2 separate regions of the Homo sapiens genome follow, and region 1 is linked to region 2. The links are chromatin loops, found by intact Hi-C in ENCODE. Cell type or tissue: heart right ventricle. All regions are shown on one strand. Each heading gives the region's core, and the rest is flanking DNA. Links, peaks and the distances in the headings are about the cores only. Region 1 has its middle 32 kb from the start of LINC02999. Region 2 holds the start of CDKN2AIPNL (CDKN2A interacting protein N-terminal like).

Region 1 (11,615 bases), core at 1,189-9,188, 56 kb before region 2:
CCTGCCTCAGCCTCCTGAGGAGCTGAGATTACAGGCATGCACCACCATGCCTGGTTAATTTTTGTATTTTTAGTAGAGACTGGGTTTCACCATGTTGGCCAGGCTGGTCTCAAATGCCTGACCTCAGGTGATCTGTCACCTTGGCCTCCCAAAGTGCTGGGATTACAGGCATGAACCACTGTGCCCAGCCAGGTTAACTGATTTTTGACAAAGATGTCAAAACAGTTCAATGGGGGAAATAATAATCTTTTCAATGAATAGTGCAGAGGCAACTAGATATTCACATGCAAAAGAATAAAACTGGGGCCAGGTGCGGTGGCTCATGCCTGTAATCCCAGCACTTTGGGAGGCCGAGGTGGGCAGATCACCTGAGGTCAGGAGTTTGAGACCAGCCTGGCCAATGTGGTGAAACCCTGTCTCTACTACAAATACAAAAATTAGCCTGGCATGATGGTGCATGCCTATAGTCCCAGCTACTTGGGAGGCAGAGGCAGGAGAATTGCTTGAACCAGGGAGGCAGAGGTTGTGGTGAGCCGAGATTGCACCACTGCACTACAGCCTGAGCGACGCAGTGAGATCCTGTCTCAAAAAAAAAAAAATGAAAGTGGACCGCTGTCTCATACCATATGCAAAAAATTACTCAAAATGGATCAAAGACTTAAGTGTGAGAGCTAAAACTCTATAACTCTGACATTGTTTGTCTGTGTCCCCATCAAAATCTCATCTTGATTTCCCACATGTGTGGGAGGGACCTGGTGGTAGGTAATGAATCATGGGGGCAGGTCTTTCCCATGCTGTTCTCATGATAGTGAATAAGTCTCATGAGATTTGATGGCTTTATAAGGCAGAGTTTCCCTGCACAAGCTCTCTCTTTGCCTGCTGCCATCCACGTAAGATGTGACTTGCTCCTCCTTCCTTTGACCATGATTGTGAGGCCTCCCCAGCCACGTTGGACTGTAAGTCCAATAAACCTCTTTCTTTTGTAAATTGCCCAGTCCTGGGTATGTCTTTATCAGCAGCGTGAAAATGGACTAATACAAATTCTTAGAAGAAAACATAGATGTAAATCTTTATCTGGATTCATCAATGGTTTCTAAGCTATGAAACCAAAGTCACAAGCAAACAAAGGAAAAATAGATTGGTTGGGTACGGTGGCTCATGCCTGTAACCCTAGCACTTTGGGAGACTGAGGTGGGGATCACTTGAGCTCAGGAGTTCAAGACCAGCCTGGGCAACATGGTGAAGCCCTGTCCCTACAAAAAATACAAAAAAATTAGCTGGCTGTGGTGGCCCATGCCTGTAGTCCCAGCTACTTGGAGGGCTGAGGTGGGAGGATTGCTTGATCCCAGGAGGCTGAGGCTGCAGTGAGCTGAGGTTGCGCCACTGTGCTCCAGCCCATGTGACAAAGTGAGCCCCTGTCTCAAAAAAAAAAAAGGAAAAATAGTTAAATTGGACTTCATCAACATTAAAAATTTGCTGCAGCAGATGACATCACTAAGAACGTGTAAGACAATCCAGAAAAGTCTTACAAATCATGTATCTGACAAGAGACTTGTATCTAAAATATGTAAAAAACCCTTATAACTCAATAATGAAAAGACAACCCAGTTTTTAAAAATGGGCAAATGATCTGAATAGACATTTCTCCAAAGAAGATATACAAATGGCCAATGAAAATATACTCAGGGCCTGGGTGCGGCGGCTTATGCCTGTAATCCCAACCCTTTGGGAAGCCAAGGTCGCAGGATCGCTTGAACCCAGGAGTTGGAGACCAGCCTGGGCAACATAGTGAGACTCCATCTCTACAAAAACTTACAAATAAATAAAAGAAAATATATTCAATATCATTAGCCATCAGGCAAATGCAAATCAAACCATATTTAGATACTAATCATACCACTATGATGGCTACATTCAAAAGGATAGAAAATAACAAGTGTTGGCAATGATGTATACAAATTAGAAACCTCACACACTGCTGGTAGGAATGTAAAATGGTGCAGGTGCTTTGGAAAACAATCTAAACTGTTCTCCCACAGCTTAAACATGGAGTTACCATATGACCCAGCAATTCTACTCCTGGGTGTATACCCAAGAGAAATGAAACCATATGTTCACACAAAAACTTATACATTAATGTTCATAGTAGTGTTATTCGTAATATCCAAAAAGTAGAAATAATCCAAATTTTTGTGAACTGATAGATAAAATGAGGTATATCCATACAATAGAATATTACTCATCTATAAAAAGGAATACAATTCTAATATATGCTACATCATGGATGAATCTTCAAAACATATAAGTGAAAGTCACAAAAGACCACATATTGTAAGATTCCATTTAAAGAAAATGTCCAGGCCAGGTGCGGTGGCTCATGCCTGTAATCCCAGCACTTTGGGAGGCTGAGGCAGGCGATCACCTGAGGTCGGGAGTTCGAGACCAGCCCTGACCAACATGGAGAAACCCCGTCTCTACTAAAAATACAAAATTAGCCGGGTGTGATGATGCATGCCTGTAATCCCAGCTACTCAGGAGGCTGAGGCAGAATTGCTTGAACCTGGGAGGAGGAGGTTGCAGTCAGCTGAGATCGTGCCATTGTACTCCAGCCTGGGCAAGAAGAGCAAAACTGTCTCAAAAAAAAAAGTCCAGCATAGGGAAATCCATAAGGACAGAAAGTAGATTAGTGGTTACTTAGGGCTGCAGGTGGGGCGTGAGGGGGAAAGTGGAGTACCTGCTAATGGGTATATACATATACATATCTATATCTATATCTATATCTATCTATATATATGTATGTATTTTTTTTTTTTTGAGATGGAGTCTCACTCTGTCACCCAGGCTGGAATGTAATGGTGCAATCTTGGCTCACTGCAGCCTCTGCCTCCTGGGTTCAAGCAATTCTTGTGCCTCAGTCTCCAGAGTAGGTGAGATTACAGGCACCCGAAATCATGCCCAGCTAATTTTTGTATTTTAGTAGAGGCAGGGTTTCACCATGTTGGCCAGGCTGGTCTCGAACTTCTGACCTCAAGTGATCTGCCCACCTTGGCCTCCCAAAGTGCTGGGATTATAGGCGTGAGCCACCACACTTGGCCTGGGTATAGTTTTTTGAGGAGGGGGTGTGATGAAATGTTCTAACATTGATTGTGGTAATGGTTGCACACTCTGAATATTTGAAAAACCATTCAATTGTACACTTTGGATGAATAATATGTGAATTATATCTCAATCAAGCTGTTATTTAAAAAAAAATCTAAAAATGATGAGTTCATGTCCTTTGTAGGGACATGGATGAAATTGGAAATCATCATTCTCAGTAAACTATCGCAAGAACAAAAAACCAAACACCGCATATTCTCACTCATAGGTGGGAATTGAACAATGAGAACACATGGACACAGGAAGGGGAACATCACCCTCTGGGGACTGTTGTGGGGTGGGGAGACAGGGGAGGGATAGCATTGAGAGATATACCTAATGCTAGATGACGAGTTAGTGGGTGCAGTGCACCAGCATGGCACATGTGTACATATGTAACTAACCTGCACATTGTGCACATGTACCCTAAAACTTAAAGTATAATAAAAAAAAAATCTATGGATCTGAAAGCCAGGAGGTTTCTGGTGATGCCAGCCACAGCCATTTCAGCATGATGTAGGGGAACCGGAGAGTAGCAGGCTGAGGAGTACACTGGAGTAAGGAGAAAAGGAAGATACAAGAAGACTCAGGAGGCTCAGCTGGCCACGGAGGCAGAAGTGAGACTTGATGGAAGGGAGGTCCTTATCCTGCAAGCCCCCATAAGACACCATTGCATTCCTTAGCCTGAGATTCAGTGCCTCAAAGAAGCTGGTAAAGCTAACCCCATGGGCCTCTCCAGGCTTCTCTCTGGATGCTGTCCAGACTGGCCAGGTCAATCTTCTTGTCTATACCACTAAAACTTAGTCACTTGCAAGGGCTTACCACATCCCACCTCGTCTTGGAGCTCTTCCCTGGAGATGCCAGCTCCCACTGACCTCTCCCATCTCAGCCTGCTTTTACACTGCATACGAGAGGGCATCACCTTGCCATATTTTACAGCTTCTATATGTAACTCGCAAGCATGCAGAGGATGCAGGCATGTACACACTGCTTTCCCAGACTGTGAGGACAAGGGGACCCAGGCATGGTTCCGGCCTATGCCTATAAAGTCCCTGACTCTTATTCCCACTTGCTCAAGCAGGGACCCTGCAGCCCCGTACATGATATCCCAAGAATTTCTGGGAGCCCCAGGGGATGCTGCAGGTGACTGTTTTTTGTTTGTTTGTTTTTGTTTTTTGAGATGGAGTCTCACTCTGCAGATTGGACTGCAACAGTGCAATCTTGGCTCATTGAAACCTCCACCTCCCAGGTTCAAGTGATTCTCCTGCCTCAGCCTCCCGAGTAGCTGGGATTATAGGCATGAGGCACCGTGCCCGGCCACAATTTTTGGAACAAGTCCAAGAAGGTACCATGTCTACAGTCTTTCCTCTGCTGCTCTTCTGGTCATCCTCTGCCTCCCAGCTGAGGTGCAGGACTTGCTGGCGCTGGAGGCATTTTGTCAGAAGGGTCGCTGAGCAGCTCAGCTTGGGTGCTACTGCCTTGCCAAGTTGGTAATGAGAAAGCCCATGTTTGGGGGCCAGCTTTGTTCTTATGCTTTTTGTAGTCAGATATGAGGCCATATAAGGCTCAGCCGAGGATTTGGCCTAGTGTAGGAACTACACTGAATTCAGCCTCAAGCTGCAGCCCCTGCCACAACCTCTGATCAGTATGTTCTCTGCAGAGACCATGGGATTCCCCAACCATGGCCAGGAATCCCGGACTCACTGAGGCTGAGTTGAGGATCTGATTTAGGGAGCCTGAGATTGCCTGGGGTCTGGGACCCAGAACCTTGAGAAGTCTGCCAGACTTGATTCATTTAACATTTTCTTATACCACTGCCCTTGATCCAGGTGTGTCCAGGCTGGCCTCCTTTTGAGGAAATGATGATTGAACCTGGGTTTCTGGGAAGAGCCATGTTTTCTTTGGTGTCTACATGTATCCACTCATTCCACCTGAGCTAGAGCCAGCAAGTAAGAAGTACTTATCAATCCTTGGGTTCCAATGTTTTCAGAAGAGCACAAGTCCCATGAGGCTAGGGTTAAGGTGTGAGGAAGCCTTCTGAATACCCTATTCCCTCTTTTAAGATGCTCATTAATTAGCATATGAAATAAAAGTTTTGATAAAGCCTGGAGTATATGGTGTTTAGCTTTTTCTTTTTTTTCCTTTTTTTTTTTTTGAGACATGGTTTCACTCTGTGAGCTGAAGTGCAGTAGCACAATCATAGCTCACTGCAGCCTCAACCTGGGCCCAGGCTTAAGTGAGCCTCCCACCCCAGGCTCCTGAGTAACTGGGACCACAGATGTGCGCGGCCACACCCAGCTAATTTTTAAAATTTTTGTAGAGATTGGGTTTCACCATGTTGCCCAGGCTGGTCTCAAACTCTTGGGCTCAAGTAATCCTCCCGCCTCGGCCTCCCAAAATGCTGGGATTGCAGGCTTTCTTGAAGAGTGTTTGCCAAATACATTTGCCCCCAGGACCCTTTTTTGTTCACCCCACCCACGATCACTCAGGAGCACATTTTGGGAAATGCTCACCCCTACAATAAAGTCCAGAATCTGTAGCTGGCACTCTGGCCCCAGCCTACGAGTCTCAGCCAACCCATCTCCTCTCCTCCCAAAGGAACTCCTCTCCATATCTTAAAAGGCATAGCCCACAGCTGCCTCCACCTGCTGGGGTGCCAGTGTCCCGGGGCCACCCGTGTCCTCTCCCCACCTCCTAACCACAGCTCCTGCTTCTAACAGTGTCCTTGAGTATCCCTGGATGCCTGTCCTCCCTCATCCCCTTTTTGAGGGCATTCCTGCATCTCTGAATTGCCATCGTGAGGCCATGGAACACCACATTTGGCAACAAGCCAAGGGGACAGGCCTGGCCAATGAAGAGCTCTCGGAACCTGAGGCCCCACTCTCAGCTTCCCTACCCCGCGGGGACTCTGCCTCAGGCAGCAGAAGAGCAAGAGACAGGATTGGAGATGGAGACGGGGGTGGGGCGACAATCCAGCACCGGCACCTCCCACAGGCGGGGACCAGAGGCTGCCCTCTTCGCTGAGCCGGGCACTGGGTGAATGAATGATCAATGACAGTTCTTAGAAGCTCCCTCCTTTGCTACCCCCACCCCTCGCCCCAATCCCAGGCACATTCCCCACTAGGGAATTGGCCACATCCCAAGTCAGACACATCCTGGCTACAGCTGGCTCTGGGCCGGGCACCCCCGGGGCAGCCGGGCAGGGCGGGGTGTCCTGGAGAGCCGCGGATGGGCCTCACACCCAGGCTGGGCCAGGACACCCCGTCCTTGGCCGAGGCCCAAACCGGCTCTGTTTACAGAATCTGTCAGCTCTGTTTCCCCCTCCCCCACCCACCACTTCCCCTAGAGTCCTGGGGGCTGGGAAAGGTGCAGGCGGGGCCTGAGGGAGCTTAGGCGGCTGCCAAATCCCTGCGGCCCCATCAGCCCCTCTCCCCATCTTGGCTCCTAAGATCTATCCGCCCCAGTTCTCCAGTCTTCTGGTTTCCTCTTCAAAGCGTCGGGTGGCACTCCACCCCTGGGGAATGTGCATTTTGAGACAGATCTGGAGAAACAATCCTTACCCCCAAGGAAAATTTAGCTAACGGTGGAAAGATAGGCACCGTGCCGCCAGGGGCCCACAAGCTCGGGCTTTCTGGAACTGCTCCAGCCAGCCAGGAAGGAGACCTCCCTCCTTCCCTGGGACCCCAAGCCGATGGGCCCCTGGGAGTATTTCCAGAACTGCTGGAGGAACTTGGCGCAAGTTAGGTGTAGCCTGGCAGGCGGGCTGAGGGCTTTCGGGAGCAGCGAAGTCCGGAGATAAGGCCAACCGCTTGCAGGGCCGCCGTGACTCAGCTCCCGCCGGCCGCAAGGAAGCTCCGCGGCCCCCTCGGAGCAGGACGAGGAGGAGGGGCGATGGGCAGAGGCGGAGCCTGGGACGCCCCGCCCCCCGCTCCGGGAAGGACGACCCACCACACCCAGCTTCCCAGAGGCGCCCGGATTTCCCACGGGTTTCCCCGCTTGCTGTATATAATAACAAAGGCTGGCACTTTCTGAGCGCTCGCTCTGTGCTAGGCACTTCACAGGTCACTTGTTTGTTATCCCCAACAAGCCTCAGAAGCAGGTGCCATATGACCTCCACTTACAGACAAGGAAACAGGCTCTGAGAGGCCAAGTGACTTGCACAAGGTCACACGGCTACTGAGTGGTGGGGGCTGCAGCTTCCAAGCGCCCAGACCCCTCCTGCCCCTTCCCAGCCCCTATGTCCCGCTTTGAGAGGGGCCAGTGGGTCTCCTGGTGGTACCTTACTGGGCAAAACCAAGAACCTGGACATCTCCTGGCCTGGGAGCTAACTCAATGCAAGTATGTCATTTGGAGGCAAGTCCAGTCTGGTTTTAGGTGATGGCAAAGTTCCCAGCTCTAAGCTCCCCTTGACCTCCACTCTGAGGGAAACTCTTGGGCACAAGGATGGCCCCCTGACCCTCCTCCAGAATACTGCCCACACCAACACCCAGCCCTGCCCTCTGGAGGGATGAGTCTCCATCCAGAAAGCCCCTGGCTTGCTCACAAGTTAGCCCCTGAAACCTGCGGACTTGACAAGTGAGCAACAGCAGGCCCTCGTCGCTGCCACTGCCACTGGCTGGCCCCTGCCCATAGGTCAGTGCCAGGACAATGCTACAGAAAGCCAGTCTGAGCCCCAGGAGGGGTCAAGGAGCAAAGGGCAACCTGCACCCTAGGGCTGCTCTGCAAGGTAGTGAGCTGTCTGTCGTTTGGGGTGGGGGAGCACCTATGAAAGAAACAATTCAAAAAGAGGGGAGGATGAGATAACCTTTCAAACGCCAAACTCCTCTCTTCTATGAGGCAGGCAGTATACAAGTGAGTGGCTTATCTGACAACTGCTTAGATGGAAACTTTCCACTTTGGGAGGCCAAGGTGAGAGCGTTGCTGGAAGCCAGGAGTTTGAAACCATCCTGGGCAACAAAGCAAGACCCTGTCTCTGCAAAAAATTTAAAAATTAGCCAAGGCTGGACATGGTGGCTCACTCCTGTAATCCCAGCACTTTGGGAGGCCAAGGCAGGCAGATAACTTGAGGTCAGGAGTTTGAAACCAGCTTGGCCAACATGGTGAAACCCCATCTCTACTAAAAATACAATTAGCAGGGTGTGGTGATGCACACCTGTAATCCCAGCTGCTCCGGAGGCTGAGGCAGGAGAATTGCTTGAACCCAGGAGGCGGAGATTGCAGTGAGCCGAGATTGTGCCATGCCAGCCCGGGCAACAGAGCGAGACTCCTTCTCAAAAAAAAAAAAAAAAAAAAAAGGTAGTCGAGCATAGTGGCATGCACCAGTACTCCCAGCTACTCAGGATGCTGAGGCAGGAGGGTTGCTTGAGACCAAGAGTTTGAAGCTGCAGTGAGCTGAGAGTGCACCACTGCACTCCAGCCTGGGCGACAGAGTGAGACCCTGTCTCTAAAAATAAAATAAATAAATGAAGGAGACTCTCCCACTTCCTTCCCTTTTGACCTCTTTCTGCTGGGCCCTGTGGACTTCCTCCTGGAGACTCAGAAAACATTGGAAATAAGGGTACTCCCATGTGCCCCTGCCTCTGTTTGCCACTGTCTCAGTAACCAGTGCGTGGGCTCTGGGAGGCTCTGATTCATGGGAAGAAAGGAAGGGAGGGATGGAGGGAGGGAGGAGGAAGTCTTGAGATGAGACGCTGCTCTGTGGTTGAGTTGGTCTGACCTGGGCCCCAGTCCTAGCTCCAACCTCTTTTCCCAAATATGTGACTTTGAAAAATACCGCTTCACTCCCAGAGCTTCCATAAAATGAGAGAAATGCTTTGCTATAAATTAGATTTTTCTGCCAACCAGGATAATTCAAGAATTTCCCCTTGACATTCTCGAGATCAACCACCCTTCTGGTGAGAGTTGTTGATAGCAACCAGTGACCATGGTGGGCAAATGGTCAAATAAGTGACAGTGCCCAGTGGGCAGCCCAGCTCTACGTAGACATCATACTTGGCAGCTCTGTGTGGAGGAGGTAAGTCCCCAAGGACAGGCAAGTTTGGGTGCGAGAGGAGGGAGAGAGAAAGGGAACTGAGTAGGGGCTACAGAAGATGGGTTTCTTGCAATGGGAGGGGCTGTGGTCTGGGAATAGGGGACCTGTGTCCTGAAGATACTACTGGCCACCGCTTCTGTGTACACGGCATAGCATGAAGTGCTTCACACGCATTGTCACATTTAGCTCTGTCTGTAAGGCAGGTACTGTTATTACCCCCACTTTACAGATGCAAAAATCAAGGCTTGGAGAGGTTAAGAGATTTGCCAGTGGACGAGCCAGGCAGGCTGACTCTGGAGCCCTGTCCTGCCAGGTTCTGGTTCTGGTGCCTCGCCCTTGCCCTATCTCCTTCCCCCACGGTTGTCTTGGAGGCTGATACCCAATGGCCAGACCAATTGTGCCCAGTCCTCCAAGATCCCCACCTTTGCCTGACATGCTCTGTCTCCCCCTTCTAGCTGCCCTGTCCGGCCAGGGTAGCTTTGGTTGTGTTGGGTCTTGTGCAGAGAGAGCAGGGTTGACAGGGACTAGGATCAAGGCCCCAACTTACTGGAGACAGGATGTAGGAAAGGCCCTGTGGCTGGTGCTGTATCTTGCACAGCAAAGGAAGACCGGGAGGGTCTGTTACCCTGTTACCTGAACCCAGATCTGGTTTCAGAAGGATTGAGGAAGGTTTTAGACAGTTTTTCAGGGAAGCTGTAAGGCTGAGGCTGCCCCAGCTACAAGATGATACTGGAGGATGCCAAGGCCTTCTCAGGACCCCCACATTCTCATGTCGGAGTCGTGGTCTGGCCTGAGCCATCTCCTGGAGGATGGACTGCATTGCAGTCCTCCCAGCCTCCATGCAGTGGTACTGAGACCCCAAAGAGGGGCCCCATCCCCTTTGGTTTGAAGAGCTCCATCCCTGCCCTCTCACCTCCACTCTCAGTCGACTCTTCATCTTTCCTTGGAAACAAATCACTCCCAACTTCAAAGCATCGTAATTCCGCTCAAAGAGCAATCTCGAGAATGTCAAGGGGAAATTATTGAATTATCCTGCTTGGCAGAAAAATCTAATTTATAGCAAAGAATTTCTCCTGAAGTTTTAATAGTTTTTTTTTTCCTCCGATGGATTTTAATGCACAATTGTTTCCCAAGCTTGGAAATCTAGTTTGAAGCACTGACATCACTTTCCAGTTCTTGATTTATTGCTAGCTCTCTGCTTTTGAGCCTGGTAGGAAACCCAACATCCTATTTTCCCTTGAACTTGAGAGTACTGCACTCTCTGGTCAGCCTGTCTGACCAGGCATCAGATGGCACTGCCATCTTGTTAAGGTTGTAAAGGGAGTGCTGGAGGCCTGGCTGAACCTCCCACCATCTGCCCTCCTTGCCTGGCTCCCCAGGGCAAGCCCCCTCCTTGAGGATTTTGCTGGCGAGGAACCCCAAGGCCATGTCTATAAGGATGCTGCTGGCCTGTGGGGACCCTATGGAGCAATAACATGGCTAACCCTCCTTTGCCCACTCCCTGCCTCCCAGCCTATCAAAGTTCCTGCTACATAGTTAAGGGTTTAGCAAACAGGTGTCAGATAAAATAGGGGACGGCATAGCTGAGTGTCAGTGTCCCTGCTTGGGCCAATGACAGCTCAGGCTCCTATTAGCAATGGGATGTGTCTGTTGATGTCTTTGTCTGGGCTTTAGTCCAACAGGTTGGAATCATCTGGGCACAGCACTGGGGGCAGCAGGCAAGGGTGCTGCCAGGGGGTCTCAATTTATGGGGCAGGGTCAGCTCTGGGGAAAGGGTCTTCAGGGACTGTGGCATCAGAGAAATGCATCCCTCCATGAAAGATGAGAAACTCATTGTTTTCCTAGCTACTTTTCAAGTGTATCCGACTAGGACAATGCTTAACCAAAGCTCGCAAAGGAGACGGTGGGTTTTTGGAATGAATAACAGACAGAGAAGGGAGATATTTGGGAATAAAATAATCTTCTTTTTAGCCCTTAAAATGATGACACCCATTTTATAGATGAAGAAACTAAGGCTCAGAGAGGGGCAGAGACTCACGGAGATTTAGCAAGTGGACAAAGTGACGCTGAGACCCAGGTATTCAACTCCCTGGGGGAATCTTCTAAAAGTAGCTTGGGAGGCGATACCCAAGGCAGGGCCCAGCAAAAATCAGTCTCCTTTGGGAGAATGAGGGTCCCTCAGGCCCCAGAGGAGGCTGCCCCATCATCCAATTTTAGAACAGGCTGACAGGCCTTTGGGAGCTACTTCCTGAAGGTCACAGCTGTTCTCTGGGGGTTTCTTTTTTCCTTTTTTCTTTTCTTTTCTTTCTTTCTTTTTTTTTTTTCAGGGTCTTGCTCTGTTGCCCAGGTTAGAGTGCAGTGGCATGATCATAGCTTACTGCAGCCTCGACCTCCTGGACTCAAGTGATCCTCCTGCCTCAGCCTCCCAAGTAGCGGGGACTACAGG
Region 2 (11,615 bases), core at 1,907-9,906:
CAACAACAACACCTCAAAGCAAATATGGGAAAGGTTCATGTTGTTGGAGCAGGTAATGTGGTGTCTGTTACATTATTCTCCATAATTTTCCATATGTTTGAAATATATATATTTTTTTCTTTTTTTTCTTTTCTTTTCTTTTCTTTTTTTTTTCCTTGAGATGGAGTCTTGCTCTGTCACCCAGGCTGGAGTGCAGTGGCGTGATCTTGGCTCACTGCAAGCTCTGTGGCTCACTGCAAGCTCTGCCTCCTGGGTTCACACCATTCTCCTGCCTCAGCCTCCAGAGCAGCTGGGACTACGGGCGCCTGCTACCACGCCCGGCTAATTTTTTGTATTTTTAATAGAAACGGGGTTTCACCATGTTAGCCAGGATGGTCTCGATCTCCTGACCTCATGATCTGCCCACCTTGGCCTCCCAAACTGCTGAGATTACAGGCGTCAGCCACCGCGCCTGGCCTGAAATATTTCATAAACAAAAAATTAACTCTAACAAAGGGAAAAAAGAAAGAGGAAAAAAAGGGGGCAAGCGATCTGAATAGACATGTCCCCAAAAAGATATACACACGGCCAATAAGCACAAGAAAGATGCTCAGGATCATTACTTATTAGAAAAATGCAAATCAAAACAACAATGAGGTATCACTTTGTACCCCCTAGGATGGCTATAATTTAAAAATTAAAAAAGGGAAAATACTAAGTGTTGGCAAGAATGTGAGGAAGTTGGAACCCTCATGCATTACCAGTAGCACTGTGGAGAGTAGTTCAGACACTGTGGAAAACAGTTTGTTCAAAAAGTTAAACACAGCTGGGCACGGTGGCTCACACCTATAATCCCAGCACTTTGGGAGGCTGAGGCGGGAAGATCACCCGAGGTCAGGAATTCGAGACCAGTCTGGCTAACACGGTGAAACCCCCGTCTCTACTAAAAATACAAAAATTAGCCAGGCGTGCTGGCAAGTCCCTGTAGTCCCAGCTACTTGGAATGCTGAGGCACGGGAATCGCTTGAACCTGGGAGGCGGAGGTTGCAGTGAGCTGAGATCACGCCACTGCACTACAGCCTGGGCAACAGAGTGAGAATCTGTCTCAAAAAAAAAAGTCTGAATCATGAAAAAAAGTTAGAAACAACAAACTGGTCAATAACTGGACTTGCCACATTGTTCTGTGAAGTGTTAATTATTAACTTTTTTGTTTGTTTGTTTTTGAGACAAGGTCTTTCTCTGTCTCCCAGGCAGAAATGCAGTGTTGCTACTATAGCTCACTGCAGCTTTGAACTCCTGGGCTCAACCGATCATCCTGTTTCAGCCTCCCAAGCAGCTGGAACTATAGGTGTATACCACCATGCCCAGCTAATTTTGTAATTGTTTGTAGAGATGAGGGTCTCACTGTGTGTGGCCATTAACAATTTTTTTTTTTGAGACAGTCTTGCTCTGTTGCCCAGGCTACAGTGCAATCGTGCGATCTCAGCTCACTGGAACCTCTGCCTCTCAGGTTCAAGCGATTCTTCTGCCTCAGCCTCCTGAGTAGCTGGGATTACAGGTACGTGCTACCACACCTGGCTAATTTTGTATTTTTAGTAGAGACAGGGTTTCGCTATGTTGGCCAAGCTGGTCTCGAACTCCTGACCTCAGGTGATCCGCCTGCCTCAGCCTCCCAAAGTGCTGGGATTACAGGCCTGTGAGCCACTGTGCCTGGCCAATATTTTATACTGCTTAGCATTTTGAAAGCATAATGTTAACAACATCACAATTTTTTTTTAAAGAAAGAATACCTGGCCAGGTGTAGTGGCTCATGCCTGTAATCCTAGCACCTTGGGAGGCTGAGGCAAGAGGATCACTTGAGCCCGGGAGTTTGAGACCAGCCTGGATAACATAGCAAGATCCCAACTCTATGAAAAACTTAAAAATTAGCCAGGCATTGTGGCACACACCTGTAGTCCCAGCTACTCATGGAGGCTGAGGTGGGAGGATTTCTTGAACCTGGGAGGTCAAGGCTGCAGTCAGCCATGATGTGGCACTGCACTCCAGCCTGTATGGCAGAGCAAGATTCTGTATTAAAAAAAAAAAAAAGAATACCTATTTGTGCACTTTTGGGTTTACAATTGTATGCATGTCTGAATATGTTCGTCCGTATGTTATGTATATGCATATGCTCCATAATTGTCACAGATATGCTAAATAAGGTAGTTGCTGCATGACCTTTAGCTTTTTCACACCCCATAGGCAGGATTGGCTGTGTAACTGCAGCTGCTATTTGCAGAGCCTGGGTTCCTATTTCTGAGCTAACCTCTGTACTATACAATCAGGTGACCAAGACTTTCTGAGCTAACCTCTGTACTATACAATCAGGTGACCAAGACTTTAGCTCAGAGAACCCTCAACAACTTTGAGTTTTTCTTTTTTTGAGACGGAGTCTCACTCTGTCACCCAGGCTGGAGTGCATTGGTGCGATCTCAGCTCACTGCAACCTCTGCCTCCTGGGTTCACGCCATTCTCCTGCCTCAGCCTCCCAAGCAGCTGGGATTACAGGTGCCCACCACCACGCCTGGTTATTTTTTGTATTTTTAGTAGAGACGGGGTTTCACCGTGTTAGCCAGGATGGTCTCGATCTCCTGACCTCGTGATCTGCCCGCCTCGGCCTCCCAAAGTGCTGGGATTGCAGGCATGAGCCACCACTCCCAGTCTAACTTTGAGTTTTTCTAAGTTTGGTCAGCGGCAGGTGGAAGCAGAATTACCTGGGGCCTTGAATCTGAACATCCAATGGTGAGCCTGGGGGAGTCTGTCATTTTAACGAGCCTCTCAGGACGTGGGATCTGCACTCACTTTTGGGACTTTTAGGTCTGTGCACCAATTCCTGATTGCTGGGAGTAGCTAACTCTGTCTTTGGTCTCACAGGCCTGTTGACACTTTGCTTGCCCACATTTGCATGAATATCATGCCTCCCTGTTGTTAACCATTATGCCATATCACTGAGCTTGGTGCTGGGTCTTCAGGTTCATTCTATGCGGACTGCCCTGTATTTCCATGCTTTGTTGAGTCTCTGATTTCTGGGGACCCTGATGCCCCAAAAGAAGCTGCAGAAGCAGCAGACAGGATGTAATCAGCTCTCCCCACAGGCCACACTCACAATACAGGACCTGCACTGGAGCCCTAGATCGTGGATTCTAGGCTCACCTCTGTACCCCAACCTCACATTTGACTGGGGGCAATGGGGAAGCCTATTAGGTCAATAATCTCTCAAAGCTGGTGAAGGCTCAAGTGACTCTTTGTGTGAAGGGAAAACTTTCCTTTGCTCTCTGAAGGTTAGTGAAAATCAATTGACAAAAGGCAGATTAAGAGGAGAAAAGGCAGCCAGGCACTGTGGCTCACGCCTATAATCCCATCATTTTGGGAGGCCGAGGAGCTTGGACCACCTGAGATCAGGGGTTCGAGACCAGCCTGGTCAACATGGTGAAACCCCGTTTCTACTAAAGATACAAAATTAGCCGGGCGTGATGTCAGGTGCCTGTAATCCCAGCTACTCAGGAGGCTGAGGCAGGAGAATCACTTGAACCTGGGAGGCAGAAGTTGCGGTGAGCAGAGATCACACCATTGCACTCCAGCCTGGGCAAAAAGAGTGAAATTTGCTCTCAAAAAAAAAAAAAAAAGAGAAAAGACATACAAGTTTATTAATGTGCATAGTTAATCACAGAGTGATTACCCCATCATCCAGAGTGTGAATATTTTAGATGGGTAGTAAATGATTTTTAGGGTAATTCAATGGGCTTGAAGAACATGCAATGGCCTGGGACAAAGTCTGTTGGGCCTGCAGAGGAGACAAGGGTTTGTGACAAAAGTCTGTCCTAGTGTGTTGACCATACTTCAGTCTTTCCTCCTGCAAAACAAATTCACTTAATGAAAACTCAGGGAGGGAACCAGAGATAATTGTTTCCTTTGGCGTTCTGGACTAAATTTAGGCAGATAAGGGAACAACTTCATCTTGTGCTTTGGGAGGAACAAAGAATTGACAGACAGGAGTGTGTGTTGGTGGCGGAGGTCACAGAGACCTTGAGGCTTCTTCATCAGTTCAGCATGTCAAAATACATTTTGGGGTGTTGGTTTCTGAGCCCCAACACCCAGTTACTGTAGTTGAATGCTTCCAGGGATGGAAAATTCACCACTTAAAAGGAAGCTCTTTTTTCTCTCAGTGTGTCTGCTACCTGAGACTCGAACAGACAGCAGAGTCATGCCAGCTAAATAAAAACTTTCAGGTCCAGCCAGTTACGATGGCTCATACCTGTAATCCCAGCATTTTGGGAGGCTGAGGGAGACGGATCACTTGAGCTCAGGAGTTCGAGACCAGCCTGGGCAACATGGCGAAACCCTGTCTCTATTTAAAACCAAGTCCAAACTTGCTCATTTCCTCTGGACACATTGTTTCTGGCTCCTTCCAGCATCTTTTGTAAACACAGGTGTCACTGTTCTGGTTAAAATCCTTCAGCGGCTCCCCATTCTTGGGATCTAGCCAGGATCCCTGCCTGGCCTACTGGCCTTGCTGACCTCTGCAACTTCATCTTCTCCATTCTCTACCTGCCCTGCCCCGCCCCCCAACCCCTCCTACCCCCTATCTTGCAATTCTCTTACCAGGCCATGCTCTCTCTTGCTTTGACCGACTCCCCTTTACTCAGAAAACTGCTCATTCTTCACTTCTCCAGGATCACTTCCCTGACCCCAAGACTAGATTGGGTCCCTTGCTTATTCATGGTTGTAGCACGCTGAACTTCTCTTTACTAATACTTGTCAACGCTGAAATTCTCCATTTACTTGAGCAATTATGTCACTAATGTCCACTCCTCCACTCCATGGTAAAGTTCAGGCGAGCAGGGCTCCGAATGTGCTCTCATTGCCTCTCCAGCACCTAGCAATGTGCCTGGCAAGTATTCACGGGATGGATGGATTACTCGCTCCAGGAAGGCGGGCCCCAACCTTCGTGGCTGTGGAGACCCCTGGAAGTCGACCGTGACCCGGGCCCCCTGATGTCGCTCAGGATGAGGCGGTGCCCGGGAAACTCTCAGGGCAAGGGCACAGCATAGCTCTGGCTGGCATCCAGCTGCCAACTGGAAGAGGGCGCTCCGAATCTGTGTTTAGGGACCTCAGTTTTCCCACCGGTTCCCCGCAGGGTCGACCGCAAAAGACCCTTGTAGCCCTGGGTAGACCCAGGGCAGGAGCCACGGGCTGCGGCGGTCTGAGGAGCCAGGAGCCGCTCTGTGCCCCCGCAGGCCGCCGCTCCGGGCGAGGGCGCTCCAGGTTGGTCTTCTGGAGCAGTCGTGCGCTGATGGGGCCCCTCTGGCCGGCAGGCGGTGGCGCAGTGCGCGTCGGGAAGGCGGCGGGCTATCCGGTCCTCGGCTGCGGCGGGCACCATGGTCGGTGGCGAGGCGGCTGCCGCAGTGGAGGAGCTGGTTTCGGGGGTGCGGCAGGCGGCCGACTTCGCGGAGCAGTTCCGCTCCTACTCAGAGAGCGAGAAGCAATGGAAGGCCCGCATGGAATTCATCCTGCGCCACCTGCCCGACTACCGCGACCCGCCCGACGGCAGTGGCCGCCTGGACCAGCTGCTCTCCCTCTCCATGGTCTGGGCCAACCATCTCTTCCTAGGCTGCAGGTGCGGACCCCTGCCGGCCGGCTGATCCTGTCCCCTATCTTCCGACCCTCAAGGCCTCTCCCAGGGCTCACCCCTGACCCGAACCTCTGCCCCAGACTGAACCCGGGCCCAACCTCCATCCGCATTGGTCGGCCCGAAGACTGATTCCCACCCTGGAGGCCCCTTGGAAAGATCCTTATCTTTGAGCCTCAGTTTTCTCTTCTGGTAAAAGGGTGGTTATGATGGCTGTAATAATTAAAGGGTGAAGAGCTAAATACATGGCGGGTTCAAAGGTTGCTATTGTTATTTGTATTACTATTATTATTAGCTCAAACCATCACCTTTGCAGTATGCATTCGAAGTCCGTTAGCCCCTGTCACCTACATGGCAAACGTGCAGAGAGAGAAACGGAGATCCCCATTTTACAGATGAAAAAGCTTAGGGAGAGAAGTGATATACCTGGGGCCATGCAGCTTCTGGCAGGATTGATGGATTTTAATCACTAATGAGAGGATGTAATCTGTATCCTATGGCTTTTTCTCCTCACTCCACAGCCCACGGGGTCCTAAGTAGGAACCAGCTTCACCTCTCTGCTTTCCCTCTTATGAAAATGGCCGATGCCTTTTTGTGAAGGTCTCAAAGCCCACTTCATCCTGGCTGCAGCACCAAAAGGACAAAGGCCCGCTTTTGAAGTGCCTGATAAGGCATTCCTTTCACCCCTCCATGAGGAAGGTGGCAAATCTTGAGACTCCCTATTAGAGAGCTTCGATTTTCCTGAAATTGTGTTAGGAAAATAGGGTGACTTGGTTTGATCTTGGTTTCTATACCTATTATGGCTGCCTGACTCTGGTCATTTGGCCCCTGCAGGCCTAAGCCACTTGGTTTTGCTTCACATATTGGGGTTTATTAGAACAGTACGTAGGGAAGCAATGCCAGAGGCACCCGTCCCTTTTCCCTGCCTTCTAGGTGCTCCTGGGAAATCCTGGTTTTCCATGGTTAGGCAAATGTCAGAGAATTGGGGAAATAAATAATGTTTTTGTTAGACTAACATTCCATGTATTTAAAAAATAAAAATATTTTGGTCCTCATCCTGTATCTGAGAATATCTGTTGCTGGATGTACAGTGCCTCTGTTCTTCTAAATCTTGAAACATCTGCTGTACTGGTATTTCTGAAGTCCACTTCTGTATCTACAAGCAAGAAGTGTTCACAGGGCCAGGCACGGTGTCTCACGCCAGTAATCCTAGCACTTTGGGAGGAGGATCACTTGAGGTCAGGAGTTGGAGACCAGCCTGGCCAACATGGTGAAACCCTGTCTCTACTAAAAATAAAAAATTAGCCAGGCGTGGTGGCACACGCCTGTAATCCCAGCTACTCGGGAGGCTGAGGCAGGAGAATTGCTTGAACCTGGGAGGTGGAGGTTGCAGTGAGCCGAGATCACACCACTGCACTCCAACCTGGGGGACAGAGCAAGACTCCATCTCAAAACCTTGTGGGGAACATGTATAGGTTTGCCCTGCAGTATCAGGTCAGTTCTCTGAGAGCTGATTTTATAGTTGAGCAACCTGCAGTTTCTTATTAATCCACAGTGACAATTGTTCCAAGGTTTTTACCTTACTACTTTTTATTGTGCAGTTACAATAAAGACCTTTTAGACAAGGTGATGGAAATGGCCGATGGGATTGAAGTGGAAGACCTGCCACAATTTACTACCAGAAGTGAATTAATGAAAAAGGTAAATAGGATTTCCAAGTGCATGTGATGAAATGGTGTAGAGTTAACAGTCCCTGCCTTGATGACACTATATTAGAGTATATTGTTTTTGAATGCTCTTTACTGCCCCAAAGACCTATACCCTTTCATTTTTATTTCCCCATAATTGGTATAAGCCTTTTCATAAATAGTTGACAACTCACTGTGGTAAATTATGCATTGTTGATGAGGTAACACATAAGCTTAACCTCTTCCGGTTGTTTAGGAACATTGTTTTGAGATTTTTGCTTGATGTTTAAAAAGATGTTGGCTAGAATACTTAAGTTTCCTACTTGTTAAAAAATCTCATTGGTAAGACTCATCCTTACCCCAGGTGTGAGTGCCGGTGTGAGTGCCGACCTGACTTGTTTGGCTTCTGTGATTTGCTGATAAGAACGTGCCTGGAGCAATGTCGATGGCATAGCTGTTCTCTACCCTTTGGGGTCTGATCTCAGGCGATGGGCTTTTTACAGTGAGTCTTGCCTAGAGTCTTGAATCTGGACACTGGAGCTGGGGCTACAGAATGTGGCAGAAAGAACCTCAGAATATGGAGCTGGGCATCCCAGCTATTAATACTTTTCAGAATCACCTCCAAAACATGCTTGTTTCACATTTGTCTGCTCAGGCAGCAGAATTAATTGCTCGCTTATCTTCTGAAGTTCCTTTGGCACTTTATCCAGGGCTCTTTTAAAGCAGTTGTGACCTTACAGATGGTGTCTAAAGTTCTATTTAGTCTTTACAACTCCCAAACCTAGTATACTTATACCCCAGAGAAGGTACTCAGAAAATACTTATAAAATCGACTGAAGCAGTAGAGTAAAAAGCTGCTGGCCCCTTTTTAGGTCTGCCCTTAGAAACATAGGTAAGCCCATTCCTCCACATTTAGGTCTTGTCTTGGGAGGTGGGGCACATATAGAGGTCCTCTTCCATATGGGTGTCAAGGAACTAATCAGATTCTCAGTTGCTCATAAAGTATTTCAGTCCCAAATAGTACACCCCACTTGATTTTCAGGATGGTTTGTTTTTCTTAAAAAAGTATTCTTTTAGTTTTAATCTGAACCTGGGGAAAAGCTTCAGGTTGGTTTTCGAGATGCTATTATGTTTTAAAATCAGCTGTTACCTCAACACAGTACTCCTGACAAAAAATCAGTAAGTAAAATCAGCTGTTTTTTTGTTTTTGTTTGTTTGTTTGTTTGTTTTTGAGAGGGAGTCTCCCTGTGTCGCCCAGGCTGGAGTGAGGTGGTGCGATCTGGGCTCACTGCAAGCTCTGCCTCCCAGGTTCACACCATTCTCCTGCCTCAGCCTCCTGAGTAGCTGGGACTACAGGCGCCTGCCACCACGCCCAGCCAATTTTTTTTTTTTTTTTTTTTTTGTATTTTTAGTAGAGACGGGGTTTCACCGTGTTAGCCAGGATGGTCTCGATCTCCTGACCTCGTGATCCGCCCGCCTCGGCCTCCCAAAGTGCTGGGATTACAGGTGTGAGCCACCGCACCAGGACTAAAATCAGCTGTTAAAAAGGGGCTACTGTTTTTAGCCAGGGAGCAGTGTGAATTGGGAGTGTGTGGCTTTTTGGATCTTCTCATGTAATACTTAAAAAAATACTGGGCAGTCCTTGGGTGTTCTATAGTAAGGTTCTTGGGGCCCAGCCAGGGAGGAGCTAGATAGTTTCTGGCTACTGGAGTATACCTTATGGGGCAGGGGCAGGGGCAGAGGTAGGCAGGGAATGAGGTGAGCCTTTATTTTTAATTTATTTTTTAGATAGAGGCTCACTTTGTCACCCAGGCTGGAGTGCAGTGGCACGATCTCAGCTCACTGCAACCTCTGCCTCCCAGGCTCAAGTGATTCTAGCGCCACAGCCTCCCCAGTAGCTGGGATTACAGCCGGGTGCCACCATACCCAGCTAATTTTTGTATTTTTAGTAGAGAAAGGGTTTTGCCATGTTGTCCAGGCTGGTCTTGAACTCCTGGCCTCAAGTGATCTGCCCAGCTTCCCAAAGTGCTAGGATTACAGGCGTGAGCCACTGCACCTGGCCGAGCCTTTATTTTTTAACTGCTTGTGATAGATTCTTTCCTTTTTGTTTCTAAGAGGTTTTCTGATTTTCCTTTTTTTTTTTTTTTGAGATGGAGTTTTGCTCTTGTTGCCCAGGCTGGAGTGCAATGGTTCAGCTCACTGCAACCTCTGCCTCGCGAGTTTAAGCGATCCCTTGCCTCAGCGTCCCAAGAAGCTGGGATTACAGGCGCCTGCCACCACGCGCGGCTATTTTTTGTATTTTTTAGTAGAGATGAGGTTTCACCATGTTGGCCAAGTTGTTCTCGAACTCCTGACCTCAGGTGATCCACCCACCTCAGCTTCCCAAAGTGCTGGGATTACATGCGTTAGCCACTGTGCCCAGCAAGGTTTTCTGATTTTTTATATCAGTTCTCCATTATACTTCTCTGTCTTATATGTTTTCTGAAAGGTATCTGAACTCTTTCCAGTCATGTTGGGTATTAGAGATCAGAACACCTAATGACATTGGGCTGCAGACCCCAGTAGGAGACTAAGGAGGTTTGGCACGTCCCAAACATTATCTATAGACCAGTGTGAAGTGTGTGTGTGTGTGTGTGTGTGTGTGTGTGTGTGTGTGTGTTAGGAAGGGTCTTTCTGAAACATCCTAAAGGGGTCTTATACCTAAAAAATGTACAGAGCCCCTGCCCTGGGATGTTCATTCTTGACACTGTCATTGCACAGTGTGAGTCTACAGAGAAGAGTCCTCAGGCATGAAATTATCTTCTTGAAACCAGTGCCGCCATCTTACTAATCATTAGCAGTTAGCTATGTGGAAGAAGCCTATATAGAGGCCATACTTCTATAGCATTTTTGAATTGTGTGTTGCAACTTCCTTCAAATAAAACTTATGTTTTTCTAAGTAGCCAGGTTTAACTTTAGTCTGTTGATGCCACTCTAAGTGAAATTCAGCTGATCCTGAAAAGTGAGATACTTAGAGGGTGCATAGAGTTTTGCCAGTTTTGTTTTCAGACAGGGGTCTCTCTCTGTGGCTCAGGCTGGAGTGCAGTGGCTTGCTCACGGCTACCCGCAGCCTTGACCTGCCAGGCTCAAGTGATCCTTGCACCTTAGCCTCCCCAGTAGCTGGGACTACAGGTGTGTACCACCATGCTTGGCTAATTTTTGTAGAGACTGGGTTTTGCTATGTTCCCCAGGCTGGTCTCAAATGATCCACCTGCCTCAGCCTCCCAAAGTGCTGGTGTGAGTCACTGTGCCTGGTGAATCTTTAAGACTCTTCCAGATAAGCCCATTCTGAGAACGAGTCATCTGATCTATGTACCATGACAAATTTGTGTGGTATTGAAGGCTGTCCCCTCTCCATTGAATGCCACTGGAAAGAGAGCCATGAGGACTTTGCAGCAGTTTCATCCTTTGCCTGCAGTTTTTGCACACATGACAGAGGATGCTGAAAAACATTAGGCAACATTGCCAGCCCATAGACAAAATACTCCTGATGTCCAGCCATACACCTGAAAACGTCTGTTGTTGTTCTGCCCAGAATTGATGCTTTAGCTAAAAAATTAGAGTTTAGTTGGGTTTTAAAGCTAGCTACCAAGTGGAAGTAAATTGCCTGGCATTGTTGGTATCTCAAGACAGACAGTGATGATGATTTGGAGACATAAGCTCTTTAAGATTTTAAAAATACTTTATGGCTATTCTGCAGCTTTGAGGCAAGTAGATCTCTGCAATCTGTCCAGCTCTTTTTTTAAGTCTGAGAAAAGAAATGAGCATTGGTTTCTGACAGGTGGAATTTGTTGGACAGTTGCAGTATATGATTTTTTTTCTTTTGAAAGGGGATTCAAACACACATACATTGAGTAAACAATCTTGATTATCTAACTGCCATCCTAGGCTACTGCTGGCAGCCTTTGTGGTTGCTCACCTTACCAATTAATGAGCGATAATTAACAAAGAGCAGCAGCTGACTCAGGAAAGATGTCATTGCTATGACTGTCAGAATTAATATTTCCAAGGTAATGTTTTAAGGAGAAAGGAGTGATTGACTAGGAAGCTATCATTATTGACTCAAAGAAAGAAGCTGTCAACCTAATTTACGTGGTCCATTTTTTTCTGAGAACATTTTTATCCCAAGAGGGAAAATGGCAGTATGAAAAGTGACTATGAAGGCTGGGCGTGGTGGCTCATGCCTGTAATCCTAACACTTTGGGAGGCCGAGGCAGGCAGGTCACGAGGTCAGGAGTTTG

The links. Hi-C counts contacts between places; a loop is a spot of excess contacts. Peaks named below come from ENCODE experiments on the same cell type or tissue, not always from the same donor. Only the 100,000 strongest peaks of a DNase experiment are listed, where the experiment ranks them.
Region 1: a loop joins it to region 2, with 7 times the contacts of the local background. A loop is called at or near these places in 50 of 110 quality-filtered maps.

What each region holds. Positions count from the first base shown.
Region 1 is chr5:134,461,334-134,472,948 of GRCh38, reverse strand. No RefSeq gene overlaps it. Among named protein-coding and RNA genes, the nearest start is that of LINC02999, 32 kb to the right of the region's middle. In heart right ventricle, for the core only: a CTCF peak has its summit at 6,163; DNase peaks (open chromatin) are centred at 6,398, 6,958 and 7,702; H3K4me3 peaks cover 1,740 bases; H3K27ac peaks cover 3,917 bases.
Region 2 is chr5:134,405,636-134,417,250 of GRCh38, reverse strand. It overlaps CDKN2AIPNL (CDKN2A interacting protein N-terminal like), which reads left to right and starts at 5,370. Exons shown (of 3, transcript NM_080656.3): 1 at 5,370-5,635; 2 at 7,249-7,348. The coding sequence starts at 5,397. RefSeq lists enhancers at 4,502-5,239, 5,227-5,716, 5,240-5,978. In heart right ventricle, for the core only: CTCF peaks have their summits at 5,060 and 5,267; a DNase peak (open chromatin) is centred at 5,300; H3K4me3 peaks cover 2,373 bases; H3K27ac peaks cover 1,756 bases.